2 separate regions of the Mus musculus genome follow, and region 1 is linked to region 2. A link is a contact called in ENCODE Hi-C or POLR2A ChIA-PET data. All regions are on one chromosome and are shown on one strand. The core of a region is the stretch at or near the end of the contact, and the rest is flanking DNA. Distances in the headings are between cores, read along the strand shown.

Region 1 (4,448 bases), core at 487-2,986, 380 kb before region 2:
CATGTTAGTCAGTGCTCCCCAGAGAGGAGGCCATGCCAGTGGCCAAGGCAAACTCCCCCTAGAGAAAAGAAGGACAAAGGAGGGCAGGGAGGAGAAAAAACACTTAGATGGCTTTTGGTTTTGGCCTTACTCTTAATTCTGTTTACTTTTCTTTCCCGGGTTTAAGGAAAGCTCTGGAAGCAATGCAAAGTTCTGTCAGATGAGCACAGAGAACCTAGGGGGATAAAATTCGTTTCTCTGCTACTTTGCCCCTTCATTGTGTCTTGTTTTTTTCCCTAGAGCAACTGATATAAAAACCAGAGGGCAAGCTGTTTAGGCCTTTTAAAGAGAGACTAACTTTACACACTATCCACTGTGTACTGAGCCCAGCAGACCCCACTACAGAGCTCCAATCCCCTCCACACACAGCTGGCCTCCTTAAATTGAGTGGAACACAAAACCAACAAGGTCACGAATGTGGGGAAATTTTTGGGCAAGGGATGGAAGAAAAGAATGGAGATGGAGTGACAAGTTTTCCTTCATATTTTTATATCTGAAGGAGCTATGTGTTGGCAGAGAGCCAAACCAGGAAGCAGGAGTGGGTATTTAGGAGCAATTCTGCATCTAATCAAATCTTGTCCTTGCTATTTCCTGCGGTAAAACACGCTTTATAAAACCTATGAGACAAAATAAAACTAAAATAATCTTTACTGGGACAAAGAAGGTTCCGGGCTATCGTCTTAAATCGATCCGTCAGTGCTCTCCGATCTGCCCCCTTATCTTCCAAAGGCAGCCCAACGGACCCTGTCTGCTTCTGCCCCTCTATTGCACTTTCTTAGCACCAGCCCAAAGTCAGAGAAAAATGTGAACCACTTTCCCGGTTACCCACAGCTTTAATCCTCTGGAAGCAGAGAAGTTTGCTCGCTCGATAGCAGGCGGGACCCTCCTGGCGTCGCTTACCTGGCCGGGGAGGGATCCCAGCGGCGTCCTCGGCGCGACTGAGGGTGTAAGTGCGGTACCCGCGGAGTGGCGCGAACTTGCAGACGCTGCGGCCGCGCGCCGTGCAGTTGAACAGGTAGCAGCGGGGTGCGGGCATAGGTGCGGGCACGCTGGGCCCCCGGGGCAGCTGCACCACTGCCACCGAGCAGCTCGGCTCGGAGCAGCAGGCCGTCACGCACTGCCGCCAACCCCGCACGCTCCCGGGTGCGCGCAGGAAGCTGGCTCCCGCCGCGATGGAATCCTGGGTGCGGATGATGGTATCGGGCACCGCCCGGTAGACCGCCGTACCGCCCGCACCCGGGCAATCCTCCCGCGGGCCGCCCAGTAGCTCCGGCTCTAGCTCCTCGCGAGGCCGTGCCCGCTGTAGCTGCCGGCGAAAGTCCTGAAGCAGCCTATCCACTCCGGACGACGGAGCGGCGGGCTCCCCGGGCCGGCTGCCGGGCAGCCAGAGGCAGAGCAGCAGCAGCCCGCGGAGCGCGCGGTGCCGGAAGCCGGGGCCCGGTCCTCCTCCCCTTGTGGCCATGGCACGAGCGCGGCCTCAGAGCTCGGCGGCCCCGGGGCCTGGCTGCTTCACGGAGGCGGCGAGTGTGCCGGCTTCGAGAGGCATCGCGGGCCGGACTCGGCCGGACTCGGCGCCGCCCTGGCCCTGCTACCAGGCTGCGAGCTTTCGGTGCTTCTATCTTCGCTCCGGCCGCGGAAGCGCACCGGGACGACGAGCGGCCTCTACGTGGATCAGCACCGGCGTGCGGACAGCGGCTGCGACGGGGCGGAGCCTGGCGTGCTGGGGCGGCTCCGGGGCGGGACTTCCGCAGGTCTGTCGGTCTCCGGCGCCCGGTGGGGAGGAGGAGGGGACTCCCCGGAGTTGCCTGGCTGCTCCGCGGCTTGATCACACCCTAAGCAGCGTGGGTGTTTGGGCCCATCAGGCCTCATTCAGCAAGCAGACTCGCGCAAGGCCATAGCTCACAGGGCAGGGCACTCGGGGTTGGAGGGAGGGGAAGAGTCAGAAAATCCATCAGTCTAAAGTTCGGGGCTACTACGGAGAGCGACGGGTACAGCCAGGGGACCACAGACAACTTTGGCAGTCTTTTGGAATCCAACTTCGTTGCATTATTTATTATTAAAGAGATTTGGACTATGGTAGGTAATAAAGGAAACAAAACATTTACATTCAGGTTCTAATTCGCCTTTCAGTTTCGTTTAGAGAACTTAAACACCAGAAGTTTAGCAACAGAAAGCTGAACTTGTGAGGAGGCAAAGGCCGGGCAGTATGGGAAGGAGGGTTGGGCCGATTGATGATCTCCCATCAGTTTACTGGGTGTTGGGATGGATGACACCTGATTTAGTTTGACTGATAGAACACAATACTCTGAAGTGTGCGGCTTCAAGATCAAGATATCATCGTATTCATTTCTAAAATGAATGTTAAGTAAGTCAGTGCCCACGAAGTGCTTAGACACGTGGAGAAGCTCATTATTACTAATTTTGAAGTCACCTTTTGTTTTTAAATGCTTTTATTTATTCTTTGAGAATTCCATACATCTTTACCATATTCTAATACCTTCCCCTACTCCACCCAGATCCGCACTCACCTCCCTCCCTTCTTGTTTCACTTTTAAAACCCAAAAACAACATTAAACCCAGAAATGTGGAATCTGAATTGTGTTGACTAGCTCCTCTTGAACATGGGGCCTCCTCTGGAGTAGGGCTTATATACCCAGTGTCACCAGATTGAAAAAACACTACCCCACCCCCAAGCTATTGTGAACAGCTTCTTGGCCAATGGTGGGACTCTATTATCCACTACCTAGCCTCTGTGCTAAGATCTTCTCTGGCTTCGCCCTGAGCAGATCTTGTGCATGCTGTCACAGCCTCCTCAATGCCCTGTTCTGCCTGAAAAACACTATTTCCTCGTACATGGTGTCTTAGTTAGGTTTTACTGCTGTGAGCAGACACCATGGCCAAGGCAACTCTTACAAGGACAACATTTAATTGGGGCTGGCTTACAGGTTCAGAGGTTCAGTCTATTATCATCAAGGCAGGAGCATGGCAGCATCCAGACAGGTATGGCACTGAAGAAGGAGCTCAGAGTTCTGCATCTTCGTCTGACAGCTACTAGAAGATGACTAGCTCCAATGTGGTTAGGAGGAGGGTCTCATTGCCCACCCCACAGTGACACACTTCCTCCAAAATGGCTGTACCTACTCCAACAAGGCCACACCTTCTAATAGTGCCATTCCCTGGGCCAAGCATATTCAAACCACCACACATGGTGTCTTGCTCATTATGTAGCACAGTGGTTTTGAACTCATGAACCACTTGCCTTCTTCTCCTGAGTGCTAAGATCGCAGGCTTGCACCACCTCCCTTCTCATCTCATTTCTTAATTTTACAGATGAAAAACCAGCCATACTCACTCTTGTGCCAGCCTAAGCTGGTAAACCCTCCACCTGCTGCTGTCTCTGCTCTGGCCTCCCTTCCTGAAGCCAAAGTCTCTGCTGTTGGTTTTCCTTTTTCCTTGTGCTCTCATCTTTCTCTAGGTTTCCCTCTCACCTCTATCCTGGAGATGTAATATAGTTATGGCCTATCATCTCCCCCACCCTATGCCCATCTTCTCCCGCCTTGTAAGCCACTTTCTCAACTTAGCCTTTCCCTGTCCTCAACTGCCTGCTTAATCTTTTCCTCTATCAAAACTCTTGTCATTTACACAAATACAAGATCCTCAAATCTCTCATATCACACTCCATTCTACACTGTCAAAAGTCTCTTATTTCCACTTCCCTTCAACATAGTTTCATTTTTCCACTCTTCTCTCTCCCTTCTTGGACTACACATACCTAATACACACACACACACACACACACACATAATTCAAAGTTAAACCTAAATTAAACATACTAGATAGGTGGTCCTCAAACTCTTCAGAGATCTGCTAAATATGACATTTAAAGTGTTTCATAATTATAGAGACATCGAAGGGTTTTCTAGTTAACCTGAGCATGGTAAGCGTGGCTCTGGCAGGCCTTGCCCTTCCCCCATCCCCTCTGCCTTGCTAAACTGTTAGATTACATTCCTAAAGCTAGCCACCAAGGTCTGGTCCCTCATTTGGCCACTTGCTCCTTCTGAGGCTGCCTACCAAGGTCCAGCTATCAAAGTATTGAAGTCCAGCAATCAGAAGCCCTCTTTTTGGCTCACCTAATTAACGTGCCCAATTAAAATTAGCCAACTCATCCTAACACAGGGATTTCCCTTTTCTGTTTACAAATTGCTATAGTAGGTATATACTATATTGCTTATAGTAGGTATCTTTCTCCTTTCTGTCCTAAGGCAGTCCTTGGTCCCTCTGGGCCCAACTCCCCTCCCCCACTTGTTCCTTTCTCTTCCTGCTCATCTGTTTCCTGTCTTTGTCTCTTCTTCCCTGCCCTTTGTCCCACAGGGACAAATACATCTTTTTTATTTTGAGGTGTCTTGTGC
Region 2 (4,421 bases), core at 1,106-3,605:
GTGTTTACTCAGTATTTATAGTAATAACTTTGTCTCTAAAGTGCTTAGGTCCTACTTCTCAACTAATACCAATAAATTTTGAGAGACTCAAATTATTAATGTGAAACTGATTCCCAAACTCGCTGGTCCATGTCCCCTCTATACCCCCTTGGTCTTTGTCTTCTGACTAAAGGTGACAGAAGAAAACCCTTCCTGGCAAAGTCCCATGATATCCAAGAGTCACTAGCTGTGAGATCTTTAATCTTCTTCATACTCAATTCAGTATGGCAGGAGCATTTACAACATATTTTGTTGATTGAATAAATGACCTAAACACGCAAGGCGGCTGGCCAAGAAAAGGAGATGCAAGGAAACACAGAAGACTGGGTTCTTGTATCCACACTGTAACATATCAAATTCAGTCAAAAGCTTTGTCCATTTCCTAATGTTGGAGGAGCCCTGGCAGCATCAAGGCAGAAAGGAGGAAGGGTGCCCCTGCTGAAGAGTGTGGGTACCAAGGAACCACACCACCAGGGACAAGCAGGAAGAAAACTGGCAAGTGTATAACTGATCGCTTTTGCATATACACCAATTTCCATAGCTGCTTATCTAAAAATCCCTCCTCTTTGATGTGCCAAACTTTCTATGTAAAGTTTACATCTGGGCTGGCAGTCAGCACACCCTAGAACTTTCACAGGCTAACAGCTATAATTAAGGTAGAAGGCCTTATTTACATAGCAATTAGCCTGCAGGACTGGAGGAGTAAACATGTTGCTAATTCATTTAGATAGTTAATTGGTCAGAGATTTTTAACTTGGCTTTCTTTGCATATTCTGCTTATGCGCCGAGTATAGATTGTGTTATCTGTGGGATGAAATTCAGCAAACTGGACTCTGGAACTCCAGCTTTTAATGCAACAGATGCAAAGGAACAAGAGAACATTGTCAAACATCAAGGAAAATTCTACAGCGAAAGCATTTGATAGCATTTGCTCCTCTTTGTGATTCCAGGGGTTATGCAGCCAGATTCATCGTCTTTCAACTTCGTTACTACTGTGTCCCCTTTGGAAGGCAGCACTGTTTATAGATGAATTACTTGCTTGGTCATCTAATCATATAGCTATTTTCGAAACTGTAGGCACAGTTCCCACTGTGCAGAGGTCAAGATGGTTAAGGAAAGACAGATGTCAAAGATCATTTCTTAAAAAGAGGGCAGCTACTCTACCAGGAATTTTCTCATGGCCGGTGTCAAGTTTCTGGGTTGGGTAATTACTCTTGGTTAAAAAAAAAAAATCGCTATTTTTGATAGTTGTACCTCTCCATTGCATAGACGAATTGCTCAGGAAGGCTAAGACAGTGTGTACGCTGTACACCCAAAACACTCACTATACAACAGATAGCTGGGTGCTAGCAGTGATTCTCACGTGTAATAGAGAGCAGCTATCCTAACAGAGGAAATATGAACGCAGTGGTTGGTGCAGGGAAAGCAACTGCGGGTATTTACTGAATCAATAAACACTAGCCACTCCCTTACTTCAGAAGATAAGTAGTTGGAAGGGGAAGATCAGATCCAGCTCAATATACCCCAATAACAAGCAGCTTCCTCCTTGGATAGGGTTAATAGTTGCTCAGGGGAAGATGGAAATCAATAACTATAATTGAAAGAAGACTTCACTAGGGCCAAAAGAGTGTCTGCATGTGTGTGGGAGGGAGGTAAACACCGGTTATAGGGTTTTCCCCAGACCCGCGCTCTGCTTCCAAATTGAGGCTTGTAGTACAGAAAGGGCTTTCCTCTCCCTGTCAGAGGCTGAACTAGGCAAGGTTCTCTCTTTTTTTCTTTTCTTTTTTGGCTCGCTGACAACTTTCGCCTCAGGGTTAATGACTAATCTGAATCGAGCGTTAGGTCATTTTGAAAATATGACTATTACATTATGTCAAAACACAACTCAAAGAGCTGCCATTCTGGTGTTATTAAACCGAAGAGTTGATACACTGTAGCGGCCTTGGAGCAGTGGCACACCGCCATCCATTTGTCCAAAACACACACAACTGGCCTACTTTAGGAAACTTAAAAGGCTGAATAGCTAAGGCGAGATTGCGACTCGAAGCTTTTAAAAACGAGAACAGACACATCTCAAACCAACACACAAAGACAAAAAAACCTGTTTACAGGATTCAGCTGCCACTAAGCTGGGACCTCTTCGGAGCCAAGCGGCTCTCCAGGACTCAGGCTGCAGCTCCAGCCCACCCCTTGAAGAGGAAAAGTAGATCCCTGGCGTCCGGAGCTGGGACGTAGGAGGGAAAGAAACCGGAGTCTACGTCATCGCGGCCCCGCCCCTCTCACGTGTTGCTCCCGCTCCGCCCCGCCCCCTCTCTTATTCCGGCAGCGCCGAGCGGAGCAGAAACTTTGCAACCCGAGCGCGCACGCTCCGCTTTTTTCCTCCGCCCGGGCGGCCCGCGACGGTGGCGCAGGAGGTGGGACCCACTGGCGGGAAGGCTCGAGGCGGGGGCGCACGCGGAGTGGGGACCTCGGGGACGGACACCGCTCGCAGGAGCCGCGGAGGGCCAGCCGACCTAGAAGTTCCCGGCCAGAAGAGTCCCACGCCAGGGCAGCCCCGGCCTGGGGTTTGAGGTTGCAACCTGCTCCCGCTGCTGCGGTGGTTGCGGAGAAGCAGCTGTAGCAGAGAGCGGCGTCGGGGGAACTGCATCTGGACAGCGGTAGCTGCGGGGAGCAGCCGTACGGGACATAGCTGTCCCGTGCGCAGAGACCCAGGGCCGCGCTTCCCTCGCAGAAACCGCAGCGCGATGGCCCGCTGACTGCGGCCATGCAGGCTTGAGCGGACTCCCGGCACACGCAGGGGACAACCACGGGCGCAGGCTGCAGGACTCCTGTCGATTGCCTAGCCCAGCGGACAGCGAAGCTGCTTACCATGGAGCCCGTGACCAAGTGGAGCCCCAAACAAGTGGTGGACTGGACTAGAGGTGAGCGAGCCGTGGAGGACCCCCGCGCCCTACAGCCGGGGAGATGGGGCGGGCCAAGAGTTGGGCACTGGAGTGCTCTGCCCCTCCTGCCGGCGACAAAGCAAACTTCTACTGAGCGGCTTGTGCGTCTCTTTCTGGTGCGCCTGCTCCGATCGGTTTCTTTCGGTGGGGGTGCGCGTTGACTGCAGCCGACTGGACACCTATATTTAAGTCAGGGAGCTATGGGATGGCCTTTCCGTGGAAGATTGGCTGGGAATGTGGGGCTTGGGATTTGGCGCCAGGGCACTCTCTCTGCCAGTTCGGGTACGGTGGACTTGCTGCCTGTAGCCAAGCGCAGAGGCACAAGGCGTCTTTGTGTGGGTGACTGCCCCTGGCCCTGGATCTAGTAAAGGCTGCGGGCCCAGAGCAGTTCGCGGGCGTGACCTGGCAGTTGGGCAGGTAGACGAAGGCTCCTGCGGCCAGCCCAGCCTGTTTGTTTGGGTTGGAGAGGGCGAACGGGCTTTCGCGCCTGCGAGGACCCTAGCGCCAGGACTCCCGCAGAGGCAGGGACTCAGCTCTGGAGGCGCCAGGACCCCCAAGGGCGCAGCGTTTTGAGGCCAGTTAAGCACTGAGAGGGAGCCGAGTGTCTGGACTACAGTCTGGTTCTGTACAGTACTCGGGAAGAGGAAACTCAGTGGGTGCTGGACGGTGTAGCAGGAGTGGAAGGGTCCCTGTTACTTTATCTTGTCTCTCCCGTGATTGCTAGGGATAGTTGCTAGAGTTACTCAGCTCTCTTTGACCTCTTTCAATAGTACAAAGTTTACCGAAATCAACCAGTGGAATCTCAGGGGTCCCACCTCCTCACTTCAACATCTGTTTCAAGTTATCCACCCCTGCTCCCAAACCCCCATTGGTCTTCCAGGTGAAGACTTGGCTAAGCACTCTCTCTCCCTTTGTTTTTGTTCGTCTCAGTAGACGTGAGTAGTCAGTGATGCTGGTGTGTTCAGATTATCTTTCAAGCTGCCCTACCCGTCTGTGACAATGGAAACCCCATCCTGTCATTTCTCAAGCCAGTGTCTTATATAGGTCACTGGAAAGGGGCTGTCCAGGTAGTGAAGAGTCTGGTGTATGTCTGATTATCCCTGGCTTCTGGAGGAAAACACAGAATACTGTCTTAGGAAGTAGGTTTTTTCTATCGGCCAGACTTTTCCAGGACTCTCAAAGTAAAGCCATGGGAAAAAGGATGACTACATAGGCCTGAGTGACTCTGGCTGAGTGAGCAGTAAAACATGGTTAGCAGCAGTAGACTTAAGTTATTTTAAGCCCCTTCCCTTAACTTGAAGTGTAACTTGTACTGAAGACGGTACCAGGTGCTCCAGCTAGCTTGCTGAGAGGAAGCAGATGGCTTGCTTGACTACCATGGAGGGGTCCTCAGAGCCTGCTGAGCCAGTAGCTACATTTACTCTCAAGTCCTTGACATGT

Evidence for each region. A loop is a pair of places that touch in the nucleus more often than their neighbours do. ChIA-PET counts read pairs that join two places held with the same protein, here RNA polymerase II (POLR2A).
Region 1: a loop to region 2 is called in a map of T-helper 17 cell, with 4 times the contacts of the local background. The contact joins the promoter of Lrp11 here to the promoter of Cnksr3 in region 2. A Hi-C loop is called at or near these places in 3 of 37 maps with a recorded cell type or tissue (T-helper 17 cell and regulatory T cell). POLR2A ChIA-PET finds 5 or more read pairs at or near these places in 1 of 5 experiments (embryonic stem cell).

The regions. Positions count from the first base shown.
Region 1 is chr10:7,587,105-7,591,552 of GRCm38, reverse strand. Lrp11 (low density lipoprotein receptor-related protein 11) reads right to left here and starts at 1,736. Exons shown (of 7, transcript NM_172784.4): 1 at 940-1,736. The coding sequence starts at 1,501.
Region 2 is chr10:7,210,171-7,214,591 of GRCm38, reverse strand. It overlaps Cnksr3 (Cnksr family member 3), which reads left to right and starts at 2,355. Exons shown (of 13, transcript NM_172546.2): 1 at 2,355-2,960. The coding sequence starts at 2,909.